Regions from separate parts of the Homo sapiens genome. Here region 2 is linked to region 1. The links are chromatin contacts, found by Hi-C or POLR2A ChIA-PET in ENCODE. All regions are on one chromosome and are shown on one strand. Each heading gives the region's core, a stretch centred on a gene start or an enhancer-like site at or near the end of the contact. The rest is flanking DNA. Distances are from core to core; before and after follow the strand shown. Region 1 holds the start of LINC02941 (long intergenic non-protein coding RNA 2941). Region 2 overlaps LINC02941 (long intergenic non-protein coding RNA 2941).

Region 1 (6,549 bases), core at 2,396-4,895:
TCTGGGTGACAATGATGTGTCAACGTAGGTTCACCCATTGTAAACAAATGTACCAGTCTGAGGGGAATGTTGATCACGGGGGAGGCTGAGCATGTGTGAGAGCAGGGGAGATATGGAAACTCTCTACTTTCCACTCAACTTTCCTGTGGACCCAAAACTGCTCTAAAACAAAAATAAAGTCAATTACAGTAAAATACCTGCATAGGACATAACTTCACGACACTGTTCAAAACATTTTACTTATTTTGTGAATATAAGTATATGCAATTCTTGTAACAATATTATGAGAGCTATATTACTACTATTATCCCCTTTTTGCTGATGAGGATTCAGTTACCTGACCCCAAATGTCATGACTGAGAAGTACCAGAACTGCCGCCTGGCTGCAGCCGACACACCCGTCCTTACTCCGCTTGGGTGCTTCTCAGTCATGCCAAACTAAGTCTCCAGCCACACATTCCTTCCCTTCGCCCCAAGCACAGTTCTTAAAGCTATTAGCTATGGTTGTTCTCATAGGCGTATTGTGTACTTAACAGTAAATATACACGCATAAAAAATATTTCTGCATGTGCCACTCTGAAGGATATGCTTTATATTTTTAAAAAAATGGAAGTGAAATCATTCCCAACAGTTTTCTCAGTAAAGATGAATATAAGGATTCACTTGAGTTCATCAAAGTGCCCCACAGATTCTTTGGTTATCTGTCTAATTCTGACATAATTCTGGAGTTTTTATAACTCACTTGGCAGTCTACTACAACCTTGATTATCCCATGGTTATTTAAGGAAGTTTTTATTTTTTAATATATTTTCTGTTTTACAAATTATCTGATGATGTGTATCATTTCTAAAAACAGAACAGAATCAACATTTTTTAAAAGTTTAGTCAAGAAAGGGACATCTAAATTGTTTAGATAACTGTGGTGACATAGACCAGAGAAGGTTTCAAAGGAAATCACTGTTTGTTCGTGAAGTGCAAATCCCTTTCCAGGAAATTAGTATCATGAAAATTATTACCAAAAAATCATAAATATATGCAGGGTTTTGTTTTGAATATATCTCTCATTAAAAAAAACAAATTATTTTTTCAGATGGAGTTGCTTGGATACAAGGAGAATCTTACAGAATACAAATGAACTTGAAGGCATTAGTAATATTTTCAAAATAATAGAGAAATGACACAAAGAGTGAAAGAGGTGAAATCTGTCTTTGATGGGAATAATATCTAAAAGGAGTATTGTACATATCTGCTGGCAGCTTTAAAAAAATTAATGATTACTGAAATTCAGAAATGTCAACAGTATGAAATGAGCAAAATTACTTCCCTAACAAGATTTTATAAGGTGAGCAATTGTTTTGAACATTTTCTAACCTTAACTTTTCTATTTATCTTAAGAATTTAAAAAACAAACAAAAAAAAACCCTAGTGTTTAAATATGAAAAGGAGACTTGTGGCAAATTCAGAATATAATAATTGACCATTAAAATAGAAATGCCTTCTCTAACCAGAAAAATGAATAAGGAAATTATAACTTACATTCTCTATGGATGTCTTTACAGAGATAAAGTAGTGGGATATTTCCTTGAAATAATGTTCATCATCAATGCTGAAGTTTACAGAGGACAAAAATATGAAATCATGTGTTCATAGACAGCCCCAGGACACACACAGTGGATGCATTGTGTTCTCCTGGGTTGCATAACTACTTTGAAAGAAGTTTTCTTTTCTGTGTCATAAAAGAAGACTTTTTGGCTCTGCCAGGATACTCTACCATTTGGCCCCATAGACTTCAAGCATGCCTGAAGATACGTGCCAATGGCTTGTTGGTTTTTGAAGATCATTCTGATCTCTGCTGAGTTACCCAACTGGACTCAGAAGGGTCTGACCCACGTGCCACATTCCAGCTGTTTGCTTGTTTGTTTTTAATCTCAACCTAGTTTAATGGGAAGAAGGTGAGTCACCTTGTGTGTATGTCAGCTGATATTTATGTCATGGAAACTTAAAGGGGATAGACTTGAAATTGAAAAGATAAGATTGTGATTGAATGGGCCTTGTATAAACTATGTTTTGTTTTTGTTCTCTTGCTTACTTACCTTGTAAACAGATTCCTTGAGTCTTAAACCAAGGATCTTAATCTTTGGTATTTACAGAGCCTTTCTTCCATGAAGCAGAGTTATTTAGGATGCTGCCAGCAAATGAGCTCTCAACTGGATCTGTCGTCATCATCATAGAACTTACTATGGTCTGGTAGTATTCAAAGTGCTTACTTAAATTAATTTCTGGAAACAACCTCACACATTTGACTCTATGTATTTTTCCACCTCATGATGAGGAAACAGACACAAAAAGGCCAAATGATTTTTTCAAGGACATTCAGCTAGGAAAGGGCAAAGACAGGCACAGATGAAGAAATAATCACAGGCACAAACGAGGTATCTGTTAATAGAGATCCTAGGAATCTGTGACTGTCAATATGAATTACAAATATGAAAATTATTTGTTGAATCAACAAAGTGGAAATAAAACTATTTTTTCTTAGCTGATTTGGTAATGACTAACAGTCAACATACCTATTAAGTGGTTTTGGTTGAAATAATTTAATTTGTTGTCAATACTAGTTCCCCCCTTTAAATTTAATGATACAGTTCCAATATCTAGATGAACAAATAAAGATAGGAGAAAGAATTCTATATTTTAGTCATTTCTGCTTATGGCCTCAATTTCAGATTCCAGAAATCCATAGCTAAGTAGTTATAAAGCAATTACAGTTGTTAGAGTAGCCCAGGATGGCTGGACAAAGTTGAATATTTCATGACTAAAAACAACAACAGCCAGGCACAGTGGTTCACACCTATAATCATAGCACTTTGGGTGGCTGGCTTAAGCCTGGAGTTCGAGACCAGCCTGGCAGTAAACTGAGACCTTGTCTCTATAAAAGATACAAAAATTAGTTGGTGTGGTGGTGTCTGCTTGTAGTCCCAGCTACTTTGGAGGCTGAGATGGGAGAATCACCTGAGCCCAGGAGGTTGAGGTTGCAGTGAGCTGAAATCGTGCCACTGCATTCCGTCGCTGCACTCCAGCAGCCTGGGTGACAGAGCGAGACCCTATCTCAAAACAAAACAAAGCAACCAAATCAATTCTCACTAAAAATAAACATACCTAAGACATCATCGTATATTTTAAATTCTTTCTAATTAAAGCAATGTTACTAAATATATTTTAAAGAGGCTTGTTATAAATGAAATACTTACAAGGTCATTGTACTGAATTCAAAATTTTTGTTATATGGAAGTTGTAGAACTTTGGGATTATGAAATACTAACACAAGTAAAAAATATAAAGTCCAATCTTTGAAAAGAAGATACTTTGTCTTAGTCAGTTTGGGCTGCTACAACAAAATACCATGGATGTGGTGGCTTCAACAACAGACATTTATTTTCTCACAGTTCTGGAGGCTGGGAAGTCTAAGATCAAGGTACTGGCCGATATGGTTCTTGGTGAGGGCATTCTTCCTACCTGATAGATAGTTACCTTTTTGCTGTGTGCTCATATGATCTTTCCTCAGTACCTGAGCATGGAGAGAGAGAAAGCTCCTGTGTTTCTTCATTTCCTTTGAAAGACATTAATCCCATCACGTAGTCCCCAACCTCATGATCTCATCTAAGCCTAACTACCTCCCAAAGGCCCCACCTCCAAATACCATCAAGATGGGGATTAGGACTTCAACATATGAATTTGGGAGTAACACAGTCAGTCCATAGACACTTCTAGGAAATCTTTTCCATGTAGTCCAGATGCATCTAGCATGCAAACCACAACAGGCTACAGAAGTGACTTGAGGGCAAGAAGAAAGATCCTTCTTTCAGACCCTAAACTCATCTTTCATGGGCCCAGGAAGGAGCCCCCAGCATGGAGGATACCCAAAGACTGAACAATAATATGAGGCTTGAGGCTCACAAATAAACCTCATTAAGAGAGAACTGGGAAAAATCAGAGTCAGAGAAAGAAGGAAAAAAGGTATGGCGGTGGGTAATGGGATTTGAGGTAGGAAAGGAAATGGGAAGGAGCAGAGCACTAGGAGGGAAGGGGAGGCGAAGGGGGAAGGTCAAAGGAAGAGAGAGGGAAGAAGATGACAAGAGCGAGCATAGTTTCACTTTCTCAGCATTAAAATCCTGAAATGGACACTCTAAAAATAAAAACTACAGGAGGTGGGGATTTTACCTGTAAATAATTTAAAAATCACTGAGCTTCCTGCCATGATAGCGCAGGCTATAGATTCCAACAATCTGAAGTGATTTTAAACGTCCCTCTCTAGAGAATAAGTAATAACATCCATCTCCCCCATAGAACAAAATTCCCTTTCTTGATGGAACTGAATGGGGTCAGTGGCATTTTTTTCTTGGAATCTTCACCAGCCCAAACTATAGACATAAGCCAACTTTCACAGAGGCTAGAGATTGTTAAGCTGTGGCTTGTCACCTATAACCCATTTTTATAAAATGTGAATGAAGGCTACTATATTGTTAGTGGCCACCTGTGGACATAAAGAATTTATAAGAGAAAAGTCAATAATGTCTTACCATGTAAGCACATCTGAAATACTGATATGATTTCAGCATTAAGTAAACACTAAAGCAAATTTGGTGACTAGTTGTATGTGTGATACACATATACATATGCATGTATGTATACCATTTAAAAAGAAACACCAAAAAAGTTTAAAATACACTGATTTTATGACAGCTGAAGAGCTAATTGTTGCTTTCCACTATTAAAACTTGGTAAATACCAATAGGAGAGGAATTGCTCAGCTTTAGGAAGGGGTAATTAGGTTTAATGGAACCAGTTGAGAAGAGGAACATTAAGCCTGTTGGGAAAAATTTCCTCCCAATGAAAACTATTAGATAATGGAATCACTTTCCAAGAGAAATGCCTGAAATCCTATCACTGAGGATATTTAGGATTCAGCTGGACATTACAAGACATTCCATGTCTCAGACTTTATGCCCTTTTATGTCCAAAATATGTTAGTATTTTATTTGATGAAATATATTCCAATCCTTTCTTCAGGACTACATATATAAAGAGACTGTATATGTGTATAAATATGCATATATAGTATAAATACATACATATATGTACTATATTTAGACTGTATATGTACAGTCCAAATATACACATAAATACACATATACATATACATACGTACTAAATATACATATACATATGTACTATACATATGTAGTCTAAATATAGTACATATGTGTATATGTGTATGTAGAGAGAGATAGGTAGATAGGCAGGTAGGTAGATTAATTGATAAATAGATAAATAGATATAAGGGAGAGAAACAGAAAAAGAATCTTAAGATTCAAGGTTCTTTTCTGTTTGTTTTTAAACTTGCAGGTTACAAATGAAAACACTAAAAACTGTGATTGATGAACAATAAAGAAATATACTCAGATAACAAGCACCTCCCTTTTTCTTGTTATACTAATTTCACCCTCAAGAGTCAGAAGCAACCAGGTTTGCATTTATTTTCAGTTAGTACTGGTTGCTTCTGAGAATAAGCCCAACTATTAATCTGAAATTCCAATAAAAGCACCAAAAAAAAAAAACCTCAGATGACAAAAATTAAAAATGTTCAGACTCTTAGTGAGAATTTAAGGTTCAATGACTTATCTAACTTTTTCTTGTAAAAAGAACAATCACTTTCAGAAAACCTATGCCCGCATGGAATGATGCATCCACTTCCTCCTAAACATAGATCACATTATCAGTGTTGCCAAATATATCAACAACAGCCTGACTGTTGAACACCATGTTTATCTAATGGACCATAACAGACAGCGAGAACAAGCACAGTTGGAGACAGCAATCTCTAAAAGTATTTCCAAACCAGCATCATTCTTTATTTTTTTTCTTTCCTTTTTCAATTAAGGGAAAGGGAGTTATTAAGCAAGACATACAAAAGCACTGTTAGGATAGCTCCACTGAAACCATTTCTTTCTGCTAAAATGTAAAATAATTCTGGAGGGTCACATTTTTATGTATTCACATGAGAACTAGGACAGAGAAGAAGGAGGGCCGTGGAGTCAAGTTTACACTGGACACCTAATCAAATCTGTTGTGAATTGCATAGAGAAAATTCCTAAGGACTCCAGAGATAAATTCTCAACTTTTCCCCTGTGCAGAGTGAAACAGTTCAAAGCTGAGGATCAGGATGGGACTGAGAGGGATTTTATTTAAATACTTGTGAGAAAAATAATGCAATTATTCAAAATGTTTAACATGATTTAATTTCAGGAATGAGACAAATTTGTTATAAAATGTTGAGAAAATACGGGTAAGTCAAAAGGAGAAAATAAACCACATATAATCCAATAATGCAGAGATAAGTGCTATTAAAATTTTGGTTTATATTTTCCCAATCTGATATGTCCTGAAACAGGTATTTTAAAAACAAAATAGAATATTTTGTATAATTTTGTGTAGTAATATTTTTCAATACATATCATATTCTGCACATTTTTCATAACAATATTTTTC
Region 2 (6,063 bases), core at 3,464-5,963, 74 kb before region 1:
AAAAAAAAAAAAATTATGTAGCCATAGAATAGGTTTACAGCCTAAAATCCTACGCAAACCTACCATAAGCTTTTGTGAATTAATGAGACCTTTGAAGCATTAGACATTTTATTCCCTCTTTCTTAGCATCATAGTTGGTCCTCAATATCTTGACACTTTCAGGCATGCAATACTTATTTTGAAATACATATTTTCAAAGCATTTCGATGCCTACTTTTCCCAAAAGAGCATTTAGATTCTTCAGTAAATGAACCTAGACATACAATTTGTGTCTTATCTTCCACTGGCCAAAGCAACTTATATAGATTTGTTTTCTCACAACTCTGCAAAATACAGTAAATACAAGAATAGTGACTTTTTAATTTTGTGGACTAACTGAGGAAAACAACGATGAGGACAGTCTGGAGCAGGAGTAGGCAAACTATAACCCATGGGCCAAATCTGGTTCAATGCCTGTTTTCATACATAAAGTATTATTGATTGAAACATAGCCAGGTTCATTTGTTTATGTATTGTCTAAGGTTGCTTTCACACTAAGATGGCAGAGTTTTAAATATACAGATACTTATTATCCACAAAATCATCAATACTTACTATGGCCCTTTACAGAAAACATTTGCCAAATCCTGGTCTGGAGCACAGCCCTAACAATTTGAAGACCAATGTCTGTGGCCTTCCATAAATTTTCACTTGTTGACAATCCCTGGACAGCAGATGGAATTTACGCTTAAACAATCTGGTTATTTTTATATTCTTAAATATGAGAAGTTATCTTAATTTTTGTTGAATACCTACTAGAAGTATATTTAATTCTCTATTAGATGATATTATTTCCAAATAAGTTTCTGAAAACTACCATCCTACACATTATTCTTCTTCAGAACTCTTTGAGTACATTTTCAAATATAGACAAAATGAAAAGCAGACTTTTAAAATAGTACTTTGATGGGAAATGCATTATTGTAGTAGTGTATATAAGAAAAAGAAAAGGACAAGAAGGTGATGCACAGAAATTGCCTTTAGATATTTGAGGTTATATGTATAAAGATATATATGCATATACATACACACATATAATCTTATAGATAATTTGTATACTCCTTTTGATTCTGGTTTGATCCTCCAGATCTATAATTCAACACAAATAATAGTGAATTGCATGTTTATTGACTTTTTTAGGTAAATACTTTTACAGCCTAATGTCATACAGTAGCGGCTGATAACATCAGTTTAGACATGGAACTGCTTTACTTAGAATTTGTTTTTCTCTCAAAGGGTCAAAGTATCCTTAATAAAAGAGAAAGATTTCCCTTATGTTTTCAGCTAGCCACAGCAACTAGGCACAACACTGAAAAAAAAAAAAGACAAGTAAAACTGTCTTTCAAACTTCTGTTTGCCCTTGCAAAGTGTCCTGGCTTAGGTGGATATTGAATATTGAATAACTTTGTCTATTCTTAATCCAAAGGCAGTGCAAAGCAAAAGACTAATAAAGAAGGATTAAGACTAAGGCCACTACATAGAGTCATCAAGTCGTAGAAAAGACTATCATAACATTTCTGACTCCACATCTAAGTTATCCTAAAATAGAAGCTGTTCTTTGAGCAATAGAGCATCCTTGCACTGACCTGGAGCACTGCTGCAGAGTCCAATTGGGTTAGAATTAAATTACATAATCATTTAGTCATAGTACACATTCTTATTGAGTGACGCAGGCATCAGACATGGTACTAAGTACTGAGTGTCCAAAGTCATGCAACGCAAGGTCCCTGTCTTCATGAGGCTTTTATTTAGTGGCAAAGGGAGACAACTCAATCTGGGAGAATGTGGAGAGTGCTATACTCTACTGGAGTTCAAACCTGTGACTCCCACCCTCACGTAATATGAGCATGTTTTATTTAACTCATTAATTAATAAGATGTTATGACCAGATCAAAAGTTGTTTTATAAGCTGGACAGAGACCATCTTAGAATGAGATTGATGGGTAGATTTAAAAAGTGGCTCATGTCCAACAGGACCATAAACCTTTGGAGTTATCTGCTCCACCTGGCAGAAATTATTTGCAGCTCCACCATGCAAAAAGCTACAAGTCAACAGCGAATGCTACAAAGTCTGGAATTTGTAATTAATAGTAAACAGTGAGGTAACCTAAGTATATTAGTTAATCTGTAGCTGGCCTTCTTTCAAAAAGACAATGAATGGAGGCTGTCCACATTTTTTACTTATTTCTTAAGCTTCAGATATAGTTTCTGAAGCACAGAGGAGGCCACCTTGAGGTCAGGATGGGGCAAGGCAAGCATGGCAGCATTTGAGTTAAGATTTGGAAGCTAAGTAGGAAAAACTGGCCATGGATGTGAAGATGGGCATTCCAGGAAAATAAAGAAAAATATGTGGCAACTTCACATTCATTCCTGTGCTACGCTGTGTAATTCCCCTGAAGGCTGGTAATTCAAAAAAAAAAAAAAAAAAAACCTCTAGAAAAAGATAGAAAACACAGAAGTTCCCATTTTTAGAATGGAGAATCAATCTGCCAAGTTTAGATAGGCATGGATTAAGAAATAAACTCACAAGGAAGCATTATATTATCCAGAAGCTGTGAAGGACCAGAATGCCTCCACAAAGCCTAGGGGATGTTCCACATTGGACCATGAGCCTAGCGAATGACTGAAAAAGGGCAAAAAGGGGGAAAAACTGTAAATGGTCTATTTCCTAGCCACATGTGCTGCTTGTCTGAATCAGGTTACGGTCTCTCACTTACTCTATTTAGAATTCTGTACATCTGGGTGTATTTTTTTCTAGTGTTTCCTATCATATCAGTGACAGAATTGTCAACACTGAGGTATCCATAAATTATACTGCAGTCTAGTAGTTTCCAGTGTCTGCGAAGCTTAGAACAAAAGACTCAAATGCAAATGTGAGCTGCTTAATTCAGTGAGTATTTGTGATGTTACCCAGGTGCCAATGACATCTTTCTGACCAGCTCAGAGGCACCAGGGAGCAACCCAACATACATTTTTAATGTGCTCAGCTGTGACAGCATATACACACAGAAGACCTTAAGGCCTTAAAGCCATCCTCCTGGAAACCACTGCACTTTTAGGGACCCAGAAGAAATGGTTTAATTAATCTTCTTTTTCAGGGTAGCTTTTTTTGATATAAATTATGTACACTGAAAACCTGCCAATTATAGCAAATTAAGGGACTTGGCAAGTGCATCCCTTAGAGGCAGATGGTAAATAATATCCAGATTCTGATTTGAAATAGGACCAGAGATTAGCTGGTGCAGAATGTAAAAGCAATCTAGATATGAGAAATAAACAGATTTAGTGTGAGCTCAAGAGGAGGGTTTTGGTTTGGGAGAGCTATAGTGATGCATTGAAAATGGATGACTCATTATCACTACGTGCATTTCCCTGAGATGAGCCAGCTCCAAGTGCTTCTTTCTGTGATTCTTTGATGAACAATTATTTATTGCATTAGTATCTTCACTATGTTACTCAGATGCTTCCGTTTCCTAATCTGTGCAATGAGCATAGAGCAGGTTGGGGTGAGTTTTTAATGTCATCACCACATCATGTGCTCCGTGTAGTACTTGACGTACAGTAAGCGTTAAAAAATGTTAGCTGTTTTTGTTAGTTATGACTACCAAAATAAAGAACAACTCTCACATACCTTCACCCTTATGTTTTGGCCAAAAATCCTAGCTAATGCTTATGAAAGCTGATTATGTGCTTCTACCTGATTCCATCAATTTCTTTACTTATTAATAGCATTCAAAATAAAGAGTCTGACCTTAACTTTGTTTATTTTTCCTTCTTAAATCAACCGTTAGCATTCCTCTTATCTATTAGGGCTTCCCATAATACTCTCCCCCACCCTCTGCCTTTTAATGTATAGTCTAGATCATTTGTGCTTAATTAGATAAAACCTCATCTCTTGTCTCTATACAACATTTTAGTATCTATTACTTCACTGATAATGTAAAAATTTTTGCCACATACAACACAGCTTTACAACATAAAGCTTCATGCATGATTTCATACCATGCTTCATACTCTTACTAGCTCTTCCACTATTCTCATTTATGCATGAGGAATGGGAGGCTCAGAGAGTTTAAGTACTATGCCTTTGTCACACAGATGGTGGGTCCCGGGAGCTGACTTGCCTTGATATTCTGTTGTCACTCAAAGACTGAAAACCACATAAAACCAAAGGAAATCGTGAAAGATAAAGTGTTCAGGTTGGTGTATCCTTGAAAGTGCCAGAAGAGAACTCCACTATGTATATCAAAGTTAAGGTGATTATCTAGGGAGAAGTTTAGACACATGCAAGACCAAATAATATTACTTCTCTGCTCACGTTTTTACTTCTCCAACCTCAGTTTGTATCTGGTTTGAGTCACTACAGCAAGGAGGATGGTGACCTCACCTTATTCGCTTAGTAACTAGATTTCTTGTTTTGCTAATTCACCACAGAAATAATTTAGAACAATTACTGGGTTCAGTTACAGATTCCACACTTTGGGGGAAAAAAAAAAGTAGGGTAAAGGCAGGGAGACATCCACCAGATGACAAGGTAAGAATGGAGGTTAGAATGAAGGTAAATGGGCAGAGCCAACAGAGCAAAACTCTCAGGCTCTGCTTGCACAAAGCTGTCGCAATCCTGCAACTCCCAGAAAACAGTCGTCACATTAGCCAGTACGTGTACGGCAATCTTCCCGGAGTCCGAAGTCTCAGATAGGACAAACTCAAGCGCACATTCGTCATGTAATTCATGTTCAGCCTAGGTTGCTAAAATTAGGGAATGACTCAATCATCATACACCATTACAGCTATTTTCAAGGCTGTAAGTGATGCGTTGCACCGACACTGATGCAAAAGCTTACCCCAATTAGCTTCTGCAAATGCTCTTCCTGCAACAGAGCTTCGTTTCCTAGGAGCCTTCAATCTAATTACAAAGCTTGATTCTCCCGCAGGGCCTGCCTGGCCAGATGATTTCATTTTACTTTTAGGCTAACCTTTGCCATCAGTGATGTCACTGAAGTGTTCCTTCTCTTGAGAGGCTCCTAGGAGCACACTAAAAGGTTAATTTGTTTGATATTTGGTTAAAGAGACTTCTCTACTGGAGGGGCTCTGTTTTGCTGTAGGCAGGTAATGGTACAAAGCAGGCATCTTCAGATGAAGGCAATTTGCACCCAGCCAGCACCAACATAGCTTTATGCACTAACTATCCAGCAGCCACTCAGATAGAAAATCACTGCTGAGAAGGAAGTCAATGGATCCTTTCTGCAATTCACATTATTCACTCAAGGAGATTTTGCATATTTCCTAGTGCTTTTTTTCTCTCAAAAACAAGAGCTGCAAGGCTCAGTGGAAAATGTAACCAGCTACGCAACAGGAAAAACTTGTGTTCAACCACCTTAGGCATCAGAAAAACAAAGGAAAAAGCACAAGTAACGTACATGCCACAATTCCATAATTATTATTCTCCAAACTCAAAGTATCTTTGCTACCTATAGACATCCTCTCCACCCTTCTCTGCCCTTTCCCTAGTGGCCCTTGCTGTGCAGAACTAAAGATGCTATAGAAAAGCTCAGATCCCAACTATGGCCACCTGTAATGGTTATGCTTATTATAGAGAGCCAGTGCTGACAATGAGGGTGTATAAACCAAACCAAGGCCACAAGGTAAGAAGCAGAAATCAAGGCAACCTAATATTTTTTATGAGTCACGTAATAACAAAGAATCGGTTCCACCAATTTTCCCCATTTACTAATGCCATTCAAAATAAACATTCTGACTTTAACTTTGTTTATTTTTCCTTCTTAAATCAACCCTTAGCATTCCTCTTATCTATTAGGGCTTCCCATAATATTCTCCCCCACCCTCTGCCTTTCAATGTGCAGTCTGGATTGTTACTTTTGCTTAATTAAATAAAACCTCATCTCTTGTCTCTATACAGCATTTTAATTTCCATTACTTCACTGATAATGGAAAAACCTTTACAACATAAGAATATGAAGCATGATATGAAATCAGCATATGAAAGTAGCAAATGAAAAGGGG

The links. A loop is a pair of places that touch in the nucleus more often than their neighbours do. ChIA-PET counts read pairs that join two places held with the same protein, here RNA polymerase II (POLR2A). Pooled maps may share reads with other maps.
Region 2: a map of mammary epithelial cell shows a loop between it and region 1 (9-fold over the local background). The contact joins the enhancer-like site here to the promoter of LINC02941 in region 1. A Hi-C loop is called at or near these places in 7 of 168 maps with a recorded cell type or tissue (A673, IMR-90, MCF 10A and 4 more) and 5 of 50 pooled maps. POLR2A ChIA-PET finds 5 or more read pairs at or near these places in 6 of 52 experiments (A673, AG04450, HEK293T and 3 more).

Annotation. Positions count from the first base shown.
Region 1 is chr6:139,973,415-139,979,963 of GRCh38, reverse strand. LINC02941 (long intergenic non-protein coding RNA 2941) reads right to left here and starts at 3,645. Exons shown (of 2, transcript NR_121623.1): 1 at 3,532-3,645. It overlaps LOC103352541 (a long non-coding RNA gene), which reads left to right. Exons shown (of 3, transcript NR_121624.1): 2 at 1,091-1,342; 3 at 1,560-1,614.
Region 2 is chr6:140,049,146-140,055,208 of GRCh38, reverse strand. All of the region lies in intron 1 of LINC02941 (long intergenic non-protein coding RNA 2941), which reads right to left. The region is part of intron 2 of LOC107986652 (a long non-coding RNA gene); the gene reads left to right. Among named protein-coding and RNA genes, the nearest start is that of LINC02941, 76 kb to the right of the region's middle. Within about 2 kb of position 4,713, at least 5 of the 41 ENCODE cell types and tissues checked have a DNase peak (open chromatin) inside an H3K27ac peak, as active enhancers do; they include A673 and mammary epithelial cell, where a contact is called at or near this core.